Regions from separate parts of the Homo sapiens genome. Here region 2 is linked to region 1. A link is a contact called in ENCODE Hi-C or POLR2A ChIA-PET data. All regions are on one chromosome and are shown on one strand. The core of a region is the stretch at or near the end of the contact, and the rest is flanking DNA. Distances in the headings are between cores, read along the strand shown.

The links. A loop is a pair of places that touch in the nucleus more often than their neighbours do. ChIA-PET counts read pairs that join two places held with the same protein, here RNA polymerase II (POLR2A). Pooled maps may share reads with other maps.
Region 2: a loop to region 1 is called in a pooled map, with 3 times the contacts of the local background. The contact joins the enhancer-like site here to the promoter of ZSCAN21 in region 1. A Hi-C loop is called at or near these places in 2 of 50 pooled maps. POLR2A ChIA-PET finds 5 or more read pairs at or near these places in 3 of 52 experiments (GM12878, WTC11 and activated CD4-positive, alpha-beta T cell).

What each region holds. Positions count from the first base shown.
Region 1 is chr7:100,047,897-100,055,794 of GRCh38, reverse strand. It overlaps ZSCAN21 (zinc finger and SCAN domain containing 21), which reads right to left and starts at 6,021. Exons shown (of 4, transcript NM_145914.3): 1 at 5,954-6,021. RefSeq lists an enhancer at 5,500-6,119.
Region 2 is chr7:99,376,971-99,384,668 of GRCh38, reverse strand. The region is part of intron 1 of ARPC1B (actin related protein 2/3 complex subunit 1B); the gene reads right to left. Among named protein-coding and RNA genes, the nearest start is that of ARPC1B, 6.1 kb to the right of the region's middle. RefSeq lists enhancers at 3,433-3,752, 4,353-4,672. Within about 2 kb of position 5,293, at least 32 of the 41 ENCODE cell types and tissues checked have a DNase peak (open chromatin) inside an H3K27ac peak, as active enhancers do; they include GM12878, where a contact is called at or near this core.

The DNA.
Region 1 (7,898 bases), core at 4,772-7,271:
GGTTGCAGGCGCCTGTAGTCCAGCTATTCGGGAGGCTGAGGCAGGAGAATGGCCTGAACCAGGGACGTGGAGCTTGCAGTGAACAGAGATCGCGCCACTGCACTCCAGCCTGGGTGACAGAGCGAGACTCTGTCTCAAAAAAAAAAAAAAAAGGAAAATTCACTAGTCAAATGACTGGGCCTGTCAGTATGACCTGAGTCATGCTCGAAGGGTGTAATTAACTAGTACATTAAAAATAACTGAGGTCGGGCGCAGTGGCTCATGCCTGTAATCCCAGCACTCTGGGAGTCCGAGGCAGGCCTGGACTTGAGACCAGCCTGGCCAACATGGTGAAATCCTGTCTCTACTAAAAATACAAAAATTAGCTGGGCATGGTGGTGTGCACCTGTAATCTCAGCTATTTGGGAGGCTGAGGCACACAAGAATCCCCTGAACATGGGAGGCAGAGGTTGCAATGAGCCGAGATCGCGCCACTGCACTCCAGCCTGGGTGACAGAGCAAAACTCTGTCTCAAAAAATAAAAACAAAACAAACTGAAGTGCCAGGTGCAGTGGCTCACATCTGTAATCCCAGCACTTTGAGAGGCCAAGGCGGGCGGATCACTTGAGGTCAGGAGTTCGAGACCAGCCTGGCCAACATGGTGAAACCCTGTCTCTACTAAAAATACAAAAATTAGGCGGGTGTGGTGTTGCACACCTGTAATCCCAGCTAGTCAGGAGGCTGAGGCAGGAGAATCGCTTTAACCTGGGAGGGGAAGGATGCAGTGAGCCAAGATTGCACCACTGCACTCCAGCCTGGGTGACAGATCAAGACTCAGTCTCAAAAAAAAAAAAAAAAGAGAGATCATAAGTAGTTTTCTGACAAACAAAATGGACTTTAGTGCTAACATTCTGTAAACACGGTTCATAGTTATGAAATTAAGGCTTTGATTAGTCTTTTTTTTTTTTTTTTTTTTTGAGACAGCGTCTCACTCTGCTGCCCCGGCTAGAGTACAGTGGCGTGATCTCGGCTCACTGCAACCTCCGCCTCCCGGGTTCAAGCGATTCTCCTGCCTCAGCCTCCTGAGTAGCTGGGACTACAGGCACGCACCACCACGCTCCACCAAAAGAAATGTTGGTGGAGTGTTTAGCAGTGGAATTAAGACATCAGGAAGCAAACCAAAGCATGAAAAGGGAAACTGTAAGGCACGGAAAAAAATGCATACAGAATTATTTCCCAAAATTTGTTCAAAAGCACTATAACTAAGGCGGGGTGCGGTGACTCACGCCTGTAATCCCAGCACTTTGGGAGACCGAGGCAGGTGGATCACCTGAGGTCAGGAGTTCGAGACCAACCTGACCAACATGGCAAAACCCCGTCTCTACTAAAAATACAAAAATTAGCCGGGCGTGGTGACAGGCACCTGTGATCCCAACTACATGGGAGGCTGAGACATGAGAATAGCTTGAACGTGGGAGGCAGAGGTTGCAGTGAGCCGAGATTGTGCCACTGCACTCCAGCCTGGGCAACAGAGTGAGACTCCGTTGCAAAAAAAAAACAAAAAACAAAAAACAAAACACACTATAACCAATAATTTGAATAAAGGATTCTTTGGCCAAATAAGTCTGTATGTACTCAGTACATACCACAGGAGTGCCCAAGTTGAGGACTACTTAAAAATTGAGTCAGGGGAGATGCAACGTCATCTCACCTACTAAAACAAAGGCCTGAGCACCAAAGACTAAAATAAACAAGAAATAATGAGGTAGCTGTGCTGGAGAGCATTCTTTAGAATATTTAAAACGACTGGCCGGGCGTGGTGGCTAACGGCCGTAATCCCAGCACTTCTGGAGGCCAAGGCAGGCGGATCACTTGAGGCCAGGAGTTGAGACCAGCCTGGCCAACATGGTGAACTGGGGCCATACCTAGTATCTTGGTCATCATATAAACTCCAGAAATAGCCTCACTAAAGATGGGACTCTGTGGGGCAGGAATACTGGTTCCTTTCGGTTTCTGGTTCTTTAGGGCCACATGTTAAACCTAAAAAAATATAGTTGCCATAAAATTACAAGTTACAGTCTCCACTAAAAATACAAAAATTAGCTGGGAGTGGTGGCAGGCACCTGTAATCCCAGCTACTTGGGAGGCTGAGGCAGGGAATCACTTGAACCTGGGAGGTGGAGGTTGTAGTGAGCCAAGATCCTGTCACTACACTCCAGCCTGGGTAACAGAGTAAGACTCTGTTGCAAAAAAAAAAAAAAAAAAAAAATTATGTATGTATGTATGTATGTATGTAAGAGCCCTCCTCAGTGGCAGATTAACTTTACGTAACTGTTACAAAATTTAATACTCTATCCAGAGGAGGGCACCCTAAGACCAGGAAAGAAACCATTGTTTGGGCTGCTCAGCTTCTGTGATCTGGCCTGGGAAACAAGGCAATTCACCAGGGAGTCATGCAGCACCTGCTGGCATCACACAGGGAGCGTCATGTAGTAACATAACATTCATGTGCGATACACTCTGAGAACTTGGTGAATCCAAATTCACAGATGCCACTGGATCACATGATTGCCTCTGCAAATTACAGAAAAAAAAGTTTCCTTGGATGTTGCTGCTGGGCAGTTGGCTGGGTAAGCTCATTAGCTAAGTGATTTATTCTAGGCACATCAGTTCTTTTTTTTTTTTTTTTTGAGATGGAGTCTCACTCCGTTGCCCAGGCTGGAGTGCAGTGCCATGATCTTGGCTCACTGCAACCTTCGCCTCCCGAGTTCAAGTTATTCTCATGCCTCAGCCTCCTGAGTAGGTGGGATTACAGGTGCGTGCCATGCCCGGCTAATTTTTATATTTTTAGTAGAGATGGGGTTTCACCATGTTGGCCAGGCTGGTCTTGAACTCCTGACCTCAAGTGATCTGCCCACCTCGGCCTCGCAGAGTGCTGGGATTACAGGCGTGAGCCACCACGCCCGGTGGTACATCAGTTTTGCGGTGCACACAACTCAAATGTACAATGCATAAAGACTACAAACGAGTAGAGGGCCGGGTGCCCTTCCTCCTTCCTGCACTCACTCTCCTTGGTGATTTCACAAGTTGCATGGTTTTAATTACCATCTATATACTCACAACTGCCCAAACTGTATCTCCAACTTAGACCTCCCTGCTGACCTCCAGACTCATACGACCAACTACCCACTTGCCATTACCACCTGGATGTCCAGTAAGACATCTCAACCTTAACATGTCCAAAATGGAATTCCCATCTCTCCCTCAAAAGCTGCTCATCTCAGCTAATGGCAACTCTCATTGTTCTTTTTACTTGGACCGAAAAACCTGGGGTCATCCCGAATCCTCTTTCACTTTTTTTTTTTAATTTAATTTTTTTATTTTTTAGAGACAGTGTCTTAGCCTGTTGCCTAGACTGGAGTGCAGTGGCACAATCACAGCTCACGGAAGTCTTGAACTCCTAGTCTCAAGCCATCTTCTTGCCTTGGTCTCTCAAAGTTCTGGGGTTACAGGCGTGAACCACTTCACTGGGTCTTTATTTTATTGTTTTTCAATTACAGAGGCAGGGTCTCGCTTTGTTGCCCAGGCTGGCGTGTAGTGGTGCCATGACAGCTCACTGCAGCGTTGAACTCCTGGCCTCAAGCGATCCTCTCACCTCAGCCTCCAAAGTAGCCAGGACTACAGGTGTGCATCACCACATCTAGCTAATTAAAAAAAATTTATTTATTGATTTACTTATTTTTGTAGAAACGAAGTCTTGCTTTGTTGCCCAGGCTGAGGCATAACTTGAGCTCAGGAGTTCCGGGCTGCAGAGTTGTGGCTGTACCACTGTGCTCCAGCCTGGGTGACAAAGGAAAACCCTGTCTCTTAAAAAAATAAAGAAGCATGCGGCTAGAAATCAAATGCTTCATTACTAACTCACATTGTCTACAATCACAGTGACTTTTTAAAAGCTATCTAGACTGTTTATCTCAAGAAGTCCATCAAGCAAAAGTTCATGGTCTATCATAAACAGAAGGCCCTTGTTCTGTGTCCATTTTCCCTCCTCCTTTATGCCAATCTCCCACAGCTTATATGCCCTTATGAAAGCGCCCCAAGTCCATTCTGTAACAAGATGAGGCATAAAAAAATCAAATTACCATAGATTCTAAAAGTAGAACAGCACTTACCCACTTGTGCTAAAATGCTTCACACTCAGTCCGTACCTGAAAATCCCTAGGGGGCCCGGCGCCGTGGCTCACACCTGTAATTCCAGCACTTTGGGAGGCCCGAGGCGGGCAGATCACGAGGTCAGGAGATCGAGACCATTCTGGCTAACACGGTGAAACCCCGTCTCTACTAAAAAATACAAAAAATTAGCCAGGCGTTGTGGCGGGCGCCTGTAGTCCCAGCTACTTGGGAGGCTGAGGCAGGAGAATGGCTAGAACCCGGGAGGCGGAGCTTGCAGTGAGCCGAGATCGCGCCACTGCATTCCAACCTAGGCGACAGAGCGAGACTCCATCTCAAAAAAAAAAAAAAAAAAAAAAAAAAAAAGAAAATCCCTAGATCCCTAGGCAGCCAAATTAGATAATTCTTGAGCCACAGAATTCCACTAATTGTTACAAGTTCTTCCTTTTTTTTTTTTTTTTTTTTTTTTTGAGACGTAGTTTCACTCTTGTTTCCCAGGCTGGAGTGCAATGGCGCGATCTCGGCTCACCGCAACCTCTGCCTCCCAGGTTCAAGCGATTCTCCTGCCTCAGCCTCCTTACAGGCATGTGCCACCACGCCCGCCTAATTTTGTATTTGTAGTAGAGACGGGGTTTCTCCATGTTGGTCAGGCTGGTCTCGAACTCCCGACCTCAGGTGATGCACTCGCCTCGGCCTCCCAAAGTGCTGGATTACAGGCATGAGCCACCGCGCCCGGCCACACAAATTCTTTAACCTGAATCAAATTCCGCATCATTTCAAAAATCCTAGGTTAGTCCAAGACCAATACTCACTTTCTCCATAGCAGCCTTCCAACACTTGAAAACAATTATCTTGCCTCTTAATTCTTTTCCTCTCCACAGCTCAACTGTTCCTTAGATTTCGTGGGTTTCCAAGTACCTCACCCATCAAATCAACGTTCTTTTTTTTTGTGAGACCAAGTGTTGCTCTGTCGCCCAGGCTGGAGTGCAGTGGCGTGATCTCGGTTCAGTGCAACCTCCACCTGGTGGGTTCAAGCGATTCTCCTGCCTCAGCCTCCTGAGTAGCTGGGATTACAGGCGCGCTCCACCACACCCAGCTAATTTTTGTATTTTTCGTGGGGACAGGGTTTGGCCAGGCTGGTCTCGAACTCCTGACCTCAAGTGATCCGCCGGCCTCGGCCTCCCGAACTGCTGGGATTACAGGCGTGAGCCACCGCGCCTGGCCCAAATCAACTTTGTCCTGACACTCTTTTATTTATACATGGTTCTTTAAGACTGTTTTTCTAAACCATGAGCAGATCCCTATTCTGTGTGTGTGTTCTAGCCCGAACAAAGCCCGAGGGGACTATTTCTTCCCTTGGATTTGATTCTACCCAACACTTCTAATGAGGTTCGGCTTCCCACAGGTTTCCAACACCTTGGGCGTATTGCCATCAATGAGCCTTGCGTTCGGACCTCCAGTTCAGAGAAAGGGAAAAAAGGCGGCCACGGTCAGACTGATAGACGGCTTGGCTTGGGGAACGCACAAAAAAAACTATTCTGGAACGCGAAAGAACTTCCAAAACATCTGTTCTTCCAGCTTTCATTTGTTAAAGCCCCAAGTGGAAGAAAAGGCTTTCCAGGCAGCCAGCGCCCCCACCAGCTGGTCCTGGGCGGGGACGAGGAGCTCCTCCCCACAGCCCTGCTAGGACCGGTCTAGGTGGGGTCCTCGGAAGCCACAGCTGCTAAACCCACTCCTCCCTCCCCAGACCATTCAGCCACGGCTCCCTCTCCTGTCCGCCTCGCTAACCCGCGACCAGCAGGCTCACCATGAATCAGAGCCGCTCCGGGTACCGGGAGACCGCACCGCGTACCTCGGGACCGCGCACCCGGAAGTGCGTCATAGCCCCGCCCCCGCGGAAAAGTAGTGCGGGGCCGTAGCGGCCCCTCTAGAAATTCGGGAGGTCCTCTCTGTGTCTCTGGCCCTTGGGACATCAGGGAGGAGTTGAGTCCACCCCGAAAATGAAAAGCCAGGGACTCTTTCTGTTTTTACCGAAGACGGTCAGACCAGATGAAGGCTGCGGCGGTTCTCTCACCCAACCCCGACGCCCTGGGGCAGGGAGGGCATGGGCTGAGGCAGCCACCTCGGTCACCCTCGTGGACTTCAGAGCCCAAGGTCCCTGAGTACCCTTGGGATAAGCACAGGGTTCCTTGTCCATAAACCTGGATCGAGGTCACTGGATACCCTTGGGCCCAGCTCCTCGGTCCAGGTTTATGGACATGGAACGCTGTGCTTGGCCCGTGAAGCCAGAGATTGAGTTAATACTTCGTTGATGAAAACAATCAAACTGTAAAATATTTGAAGACATTTATTTTGAGACAAATATGAGTGACCAATGGCCCAAGGTACAGTCTCAAGAGGTCCTAAGAACATGTACCTATGATGGTCGGGCTACAGCTTGGGTTTATACAATTTAGGGAGACATAAGACACCAATCAAGACATGTAAGATGAACATTGGTTCTGTGGGAAAGGCAGGACAATTCCAAGCGGGGATGTTCCAAGTCATAGGTGAACTCAAGGATCTTCTAATGGGCAACTGGCTGAAAGTTATTGTCTAAAGACCTATAATCAATAGAAAGGAATGTCTGGGATGACTAAGGCAGGGGTCCCCAACCCTTGGGGCACAGACAGATACCAGTCCATGGCCTGTTAGGAACTGGGCCGTTACTGCAGGAGGTGAGCTGCAGGAGCAAAGCTTCACCTGTATCTACAGCCACTCCCCATTGCTCTAATTACTGCCTGAGCTCCGCCTCCTGTCAGATCAGCCATAGCATTAGATTCTTACAGGAGCACAAACCCTATTGTGGACAGTGCATGCGAGGGATCTAGGTTGTGCACTCTTTATGAGAATCTAATACCTGATGATCTGTCGCTGTCTCCCATAATTCCCCAATGGAACCCTCTAATTACAGGAAAACAAACTCAGGGCTCCCACTAATTCTATGTTATGATGAGTTGTACAATTATTTCATGATATATTACAATGTAATAATAATAGAAATAAAGTACACAATAAATGTAATGTGCTTGAATCATCCTGAAACCACGAAACCATCCATCCCCCTCCTGCCATCCATGGAAAAAACTGTCTTCCACAAAACTGGTTCCTGGTGCCAAAAAAGGTTGGGGACCGCTGAACTAAGGGGTTGTGGAGACCAGGGTTCCCATTATGCAGATGGAGCCTCCAGGCAGCCGGCTTCAGAAAGAACAGACTGCAAATATTTCTTATCAGACTTTAAAAAGTGCCAGACGCCCAGTTGATTCTCTCCTGGATCAGGAAAAAGGCCTGGAAAGGGAAGGGGATTCTCTACCAAGTGTAGATTTTCCCCACGAGAAGACAGCTTGGTAGGGTTATTTCAAGATATGGCAAAAAAACATATTTGGGGTGGAAATATTTTCGTTTCCTTCTTTATCTGCCATGTGATGTTATGCCAGAGCCTGGTTGAAAAGTCAGCCAGGTTATATAAAGTTAAATAAAACCTGTCTGATGAGGCTTTATGGTTTGAAGGGGGTGACTCTCCAGGCCCCTTAGATAGTAATTTGGGCAAAAGAAGAAAACAGTCAGAGTTTAGTCCTCAACTTTGCAGACCAGGGTCATGGTGACATCAATCAGAAGTAGCCTTGCCCTTCTGTGGGTCCTAAACTTCCTGAGCAGAAGACCTAGGGGCTGAACTCCTTCCAATGCTGCAGGACTCGATGAAGATGTCTTTG
Region 2 (7,698 bases), core at 4,044-6,543, 670 kb after region 1:
ACTGGCTGCACCCAGGGCTGGGAGGAGGCACAGGGCTAGGCGAGGCCTGGGTGATGGCTCTTGGGGAGGCCCCAGGGTGACCCAGCCTTGGGGAACTGAAGGAGGGAGATTTTTGTTTCTTGAGACAGGGTCTCTCTCTGTGGCCCAGGATGGAGTGCAGTGGTGTGATCATGGCTCACTGCAGCCATGAACTCCTGGGATTACAAGCATGTGCCACTGTGCCCAACTAATTTTTGATTTGTTTGTAGAGAGGGGGGTCTCACAATGCTGTCCAGGCTGGTCTCAAGCTCCTAGGCTCAAGAGATCTTCCCTCCTCACCTGCCAAGTATTTGGGATTACAGGTGTGAGCCACTACACTCGGCCAGAACGAGGGAGATGTTTGACTGCAGCCCTCTAGACTAGCCCCAGCACTGAAGGGGAACCCTGGCAGAGGGCAGCGACTCATCCTCCCGTCAGCCCAGCTCAGCCCCTGCCAGCCTGTCCCTAGCCTCCTCCACCTGCCGCTGAGTGTCAAAGGAGCCCACCAGGCCTGACGGGGGTGAGATCACGGTCTCAGCCCAATTCCTCAAACACATCTCTCCCCGCCTCCGTGACTCAGTTTCCCAGCATCACAGGGACCTGGAAGTGGAGGAGCCCAGTGGCACTGCTTGCCCAGCCACATGCCCCGGGACACATCACCTGCCTTCTTTTAACCTCAGTTTTCTCATCTGTAAAATGGGAACAGGAATCCTGCCTCCCAGCAGAGATGCTGAGAGCTGGAAGCAGATGACACACCGCACCTGGCCTCTATGAGGAGGAACCACGAGGCGGTTACTCTTAGCCTGTGATGGATGTGATATACCAGCCCTTTGAGGAGCAGGCCTCCCCAGCCAACCAGAGGCCAATCCTGGGGCACACAGGCATGCACCTGCCTCGGGCTTCCGTGCTGGCTGTTCCCTAGGCCTGTGACACTCTTCCCCCAGATACCGGCACACACGGCTCTCGCTCTGGTGCTGCCACTCAAGTCTGTACTCAAATGTCAACTTTTGGGGAGGCCTTCCCTGGAAACTGCAGCACCTTCCACGGTCCGGCACTTCGTAATTCCCTATTTCCGATTAAATTTTCTCAGCAGTCACCATCAGACATGCACTCACTGATCTGGCCCGCTGCCTTCCTCCCCTGCTGGAATAGAACCAGCTTGGCAGAGACACATTTTTGTTCTATCTTGTTCTCGTTTCTATTTCCACTGCTTAAATGCTTAGCACATAGTAGGTGCTCAAGAAATATCCGCTGAACAAATTTTTCATTGCCATTAGTGACCAACAGAGTACGTTCTCAGAAACGTGTGTGTGTGTGTATATTTGAGAAAGGGTCTCGCTCTGTTGCCCAGGCTGGAGTGCAGTGGTGTGATCACAGCTCACTGCAGCCTCGACTTCCCAGGCTCAAGTGATCCTCCTGCCTCTGCTTCCCAAGTAGCTGGGACTACAGGCTCACGCCACCCTACCCAGCCCTCAAAAATATTATCATTACATAGGTTAGGAATGAGGCCAGGCACGGTGGCTCATGCCTGTAATCCCAGCACTTTGGGAGGCCGAGGCGGGCGGATCACCTGAGGTCAGGAGTTCAAGACCAGCCTGGCCAACATGGTGAAAGACTGTCTCTACTAAAAATACAAAAATTAGCTGGGCGTGGTGGCGCACACCTGTAGTCCCAGCTACTTGGGAGGCTGAAGCAGGAGAATCTGTTGAACCTGAGAGGCAGAGGTCGCAGTGAGCCAAAATCACACCACTGCACTCCAGCCTGGGCAACAGAGCAAGACTCTGTCTCAAAAAAAAAAAAAAAAAAAAGGTTAGGAATGAATGTGTGTGAAAAAATAACTTAAAAATAATAAATAAATAAATAATTTTATTAAATAGGGCCAGGCGCAGTGGCTCATGCCTGTAACCCCAGTACTTTGGGAGGCCTAGGCAGGAGGATTGCTTCAGGCCAGAAGTTCAAGACAAGCATGGGCGATACAGTGAGACCCTATCTCTACAAAAAATTTAAATAAAAAAATTTGCAGGTGTGGTGGTGCACATCTGTATTCTTAGGTATTCAGGAAGCTGAGGCAGGAGGATTGCTTAGCCTAGGAGTTTGAGGCTGCAGTGAGCTATGATTGTACCACTGTGTGACAGAGCCAGACCCTGTCTCTAAAATAAAATGTATTAACTAGTACCATCCAGCACTTTCTGGATACTCCCTCCTTGCCAGCTCTAGAAAAAAAAGTATCCTTTTTTTTTTTTTTTTTCGAGATGAAGTCTCACTCTGTTGCCCAGCCTGGAGTGCAATGTCGCAGTCTTGGCTCACTCCAACCTCCGCCTCCTGAGTAGCTGGGATTACAGGTGCGCACCACCATGCCTAATTTTTATATTTTTAGTAGAGACAGGGTTTCACCATGTTGGCCAGGCTGGTCTTGAACTCCTGACCTCAAGTGATCCGCCCGCCTCGGCCTCCTAAAGTGCTGGAATTACAGGCATGAGCCACCGCGCCTGGCCAGGTGCTCTGTATACATTCTTGACTTCAACACTCCCACCAGCCCTGGACTTTCAGGGAGGCCTGGCTGCACTTGGGGAGGGATGCCAGGCTCCAGGTCAGCTCCAGATGACAGATGTGGGGGCTGAGGCCACCTGCCCAGAGTCACCAGTGACAGCCATTAGATAATGTGGCTGCCTCCCTCACCAGACTGGCAGTTTTGTGTTGGGTCTCAGGGCCTGGGCTGGGAGCCAACCAGGACTGGGAACCCTGAATGCCCCAGGAGGCCGGTGGCTGCCCCGTCACTGCCCTGCCCAGGGGCCGGCCCATCCTGCACTGCATCTGGGCCCAGGCACAAGGGAAAGGCAGAACGACCTTTGCCTGGGGCTGCAGTTTGGCCCCACAGGGCTCAGTGACCAGCCTGCCCGAGGTCACAACACAAAGCCCCCTGCGCTCACTGCCTGGAAGGCCCTGTCCACCTCCTGCTCACTCCAGATCCAAACCGCTTGCTTTCACTTGTATCAGGATGTCCTGGAAGATTCCTGGAGCAGCACAGGACACACACACATGCACATGTGTACATGCACGGGGCAGGGACCTCATGTTTCCTCCATGCTTAGAACAGGACCCCGGTGGGTCCCCAGTCAGCATTTGCTGAGCAAGTAGACACACGCAGCGCAGGGTCAGGCCACGCACACAAACACATGCGTGTTCAGCCTCACACACACAAGCACACTTTGCATGTTAAGCCTTGCACACACACATGCACACTGCACCTCCCCACACTTTAAGCACATGTTTAGCCTTGCACACATGACCATACTCCCCACATGCACGTGTTGAGCCTCACACACAGGCACACTGCAGGCCTGCACACATGTATGTTCAGCCTTGCACACACGCAAGCGCACTGTGTCCACAAGCACACTTTGCACGTGTGGGCAGCCTTACCCAGAACAAGCACCCGGCACCCACTGGGGCTGCCTCTGCAGCCTCTCTCTCCTTATAAGGCCTCTTTGTGTAAGGTGAGGGCCCCGGAAGCACCATCTCAGCGCCCTCAGCCATGTCAGCAGGTCTGATGGGGGTTTCCCTGAGCGTTTCCTGTGTTCCCAGGCTGGGACATCACCACCCACATCTGATGCCAGCACTGTGCAGAGAGAAGCTCAAGGCCTGTGACTGATTCACGGTGCTCATCTACACCCCGACAACCCCCATGGTCCAAGGTCACCAGCAGGGCAGGGGCAGGGTGAAGGCCAGAAGCCCACTTTCACACTCCACCCAGGCTCTGGTTGGCCCCAGGACTCCAGCTGAGGCCAATTTTTCCCTCCCTTTCAGCCCCAGGAGGCCCAGACTGAAGGAACCTCCGGGGATGAGGGTGGGAGAGCCCAGACTCAGAACCCTGGGTTGATGCACAGACTCTGACATCCCAGCATCAGTGGTCACATTCTTGCTGTGTGCCCAGCCACATCTCTGCCCTGGCTGTCAAGACGGAGTGGCTGGCTCTGCTGAAGACAGCAACCCCCACGTGTGCCAGTGGGCAAGGGCAACCGAGAGGACTTGAAGAGCCCTGACCACTGTTTCTAGGACCTAGACATACTCAAGGGGCAGAGGAGGGGCTGGAAAAGATGGCCACAGTGGTACACTAGTGACTGGCAGAGGAGGGAGGTTGAGACCACACCTATCAGCCAATCACACTTCAGCATGAATTAGCAGAAATACTTCCTAGTCTGTTGAACAAACCCCTTAAATGGGGCAAAGAAGTGTTAAGGGGGCGAGAGACAGGAAGACTCATTTCCCTTTTTCCATAACTTCTGCAAAGCAGCTGAAACCCAAAGCGCCTCTGCGATAACTCCCCAACCCCCACATCTTACCAGTGAGGAAGTGGGAGAGCAAAAAGGGAGTGGCTTCTCTCAGCCAATGCTGCCACAGGGCTCCAGTCTCCTGCCTCAGGGATTCTAGCCGGGGACACTCCAACTTCATCATCCTCAGGAAAACCTCTCACCTACCAAGCCTGCGTGAGCCAGCGTGTGCTCACCCCCGCCTGCCAATTACCCTGCTCTGGATGTCTCAGGAGAAAAATACGAGGGCTGCTTCACCCACCAGTGTTGACAGCATAAGGTCTCAGTGATGGCTCCTGGGGGAGGGATCCAGGACACCAACCCACTATCACTGTGGCCCTGTGAGCCAGCACTGTGGGCCTGTTTGATGTTAAGAAACCAGAGAGAGGAGGGGATAGCCGGGCACAGTGGCTCACGCCTGTAATCCCAGCACTTTCGGAGGCCGAGGTGGGTGGATCACTTGAGGTCAGGAGTTTGAGACCATCCTGGCCAACATGGCAAAACCCCGTCTCCACTTGGAAAAAAAAAAAAAAAATTAGCCAGGCATGGTGGTGCCAGGCAAAGAAAGCCTCAGGCTGCCCAGCGGCGGGGTGGTGGTGGTGAGGCACTCTAAAGTCCTGGGCCTTGATACTCTCTCCCTTACTGTGCTGGGTTTACATTCTAGCTGTCTTCATACTGGCTGGGTGCCCTCAGCCAATATTTCCCTCCCATCTTAATCCAGATGAGGCTGGGGCTAGACTAGGCACAGGCTGCGGGACCCTTCTTGCCTGGCTTCCTTAGGTTTCCCTGAATCCAGAGGTTTGGCTGTATCAGAGGCTAAACCAAGGAGGAGTTGCCTGGAGGAAAGATCTCAGCATTACAGGCGCTCTGGGAAGTCCCCACCCAGCTCAGGCAGTTCTTGGATAGAGCAGCCAGCAGGCTAATTTGCACCGTGCTAAGCGGTTACTCAACTTCCTATGCTGGGTCAGAGCCCTTCCTACCCCTATCCTTCCCTCTCCAGCTCTGCTCTTGAAGTCTTACCAACCACGCAGAGTGAAGTCAAGAAACACACATGAAAACAATCGTAAGGTACCATTAAAGCACCGGTTAGTCATCCAAACAAAACAAAAACACACAAAATTCAATGCTAGCAGAGCTGTGGAGAAATTGTCATTTGTTGCTAATTGGTTTAATTCTTCTGAAGGGCACTCAATTCAACAAGTGGGTGGGACCAAATATTAATAGAACAGAATAACACTAACAGGAACTTGAAAATTAGCATTCTGGCCAGGTGTGGTGGCTCACGCCTATACTCCCAGCACTTTGGGAGGCCGAGGTGGGTGGATCACGAGGTCAGGAGATCGAGACCATCCTGGCTAAAACGGTGAAACCCCGTCTCTACTAAAAATACAAAAAATTAAGCCGGGCGTGGTGGCGGGCGCCTGTAGTCCCAGCTACTCGGGAGGCTGAGGCAAGAGAATGGCGTGAACCCGGAAGGCGGAGCTTGCAGTGAGCCGAGATTGCGCCACTGCACTCCAGCCTGGAGGACAGAGCAAGACTCCATCTCAAAAAAAAAAAAAAAAAAAAGAAAAAGAAAATTAACATTCTTTGGTCACATACACCCATTTGGTCCTAAGAAAACAGCAACACATTTTTCTTTCTTTTTCTTTTTTATTTTTGAGATGTAGTCTCATTCTGTCGCCCAGGCTGGAGTGTAGTGGTGCATTCTCGGCTCACTGCAACCTCCGCCTCCCAGGTTCAAGCAATTCTCCTGTCTCAGCCTCCCCAGTAGGTGGAACTACAGGTGCCCACCACCACGCCCAGCTAATTTTTGTTTTTGTTTTTAGTAGAGATGGGGTTTCACCATGTTGGACAGGCTGGTCTCGAACTCCTGACCTTGTGATCCACCCGCCTCGGCCTCCCAAAGTGCTGGGATTACAGGTGTGAGCCACCACGCCTGGCCCCATTTTTCTTTTTTAAAAGCAAACAGGTGGGGTGCCATGGCTCACGCCTGTAATCCCACCATTTTGGGAGGCCAAGCCAGGTGGATCACTTGAGTCCAGGAGTTCGGAGACCAGCCTGGGCAACATGGCAAAACCCTGTGTCTATAAAAACTACCAAAAAAAAAAAAAAAATTAGCGGGATGTGATGCTGTACGCCTGTAGTCCTGGCTATCTGAGGGGCTGAGGCTGGAGGATTCCTTGAGCTGGGAAGGTGGAGGTTGCAGTGAGCCGAGATCTCGTCACTGTACTCCAGCCTGGGTGACAGAGTGAAACCTCATCTAAAAAATAAAGCAAACATGTTTATAATAGCTGTCTTTATAATGGTGACAGTGTGGAAAAACCCAGGTGACAATATGGAAAGAGTAAATTATGACATTAACATGTTGAGATGCTACGTAATTATTAATATTAGAAAAGACCTATCAACCGACGGGTGCGGTGGCTCACACCTGTAATCCCAGACTTTGGGAGGCGGAGGCAGGTGGATCACCTGAGGTCAGGAGTTTGAGACCAGCCTGCCCAACATGGTAAAACCCTCTCTACTAAAAATACAAAATTTATCTGGGCTTGGTGGTGGGCACTTGTAATCCCAGCTGCTCGGGGGGTCGAGGCAAGAGAATCACTTGAACTCGAGAGGAAGAGGTTGCAGTTAGCTGAGATTGTGCCACTGCACTGCAGCCTGGGCGACAGAGTGAAACTCCGCCACCTCCAAATAAAAAAAAAAAAGAAGAAGAAGAAGAAGAAGAAGCTGGGCGCGGTGGCTCACGCCTGTAATCCTAGCACTTTGGGAAGCCGAGGTGGGCGGATCACCTGAGGTCAGCAGTTCGAGACCAGCCTGGCCAACATGGTGAAACCCCGTCTCTACTAAAAATATAAAAATTAGCCGGGCATATTGGCATGTACCTGTAATCCCAGCTACCTGAGAGGCTGAGGCAGGAGAATCACTGGAACCCGGGAGGCAGATGCTGCAGTGAGTCAAGGTAGTGTCACCACACTCCAGCCTGGGCAACAGAACAAGACACTGTCTCAAAAAAAAAAAAAAAAAAAGAAAGCACGTATAAGGCAGGCGTGGAGGCTCATGCCTGTAACCCCAGCACTTTGGGAGGCCAAGGCAGGAGGATCGCTTAAGGCCAGGAGTTTGAGGCCAGCCTGGACAACACAGCAAAACCCTACCTCTACTAAACATTTAAAAATTAGCTGGGCATGGAGGAACATACCTGTAATCCCAGCTACTCAGGAGGATCCCTTGAGCCCAGGAGTTTGGGGCTAAAGTGAGTTATGATCAAGCCATGGCACTATAGCCTGGGCAACACAATGAGACCCGGACTCCAGAAAAAAAGAAAAAGACCTATCAATGGATTATGTACAGACATATGTAAGAAACAAAC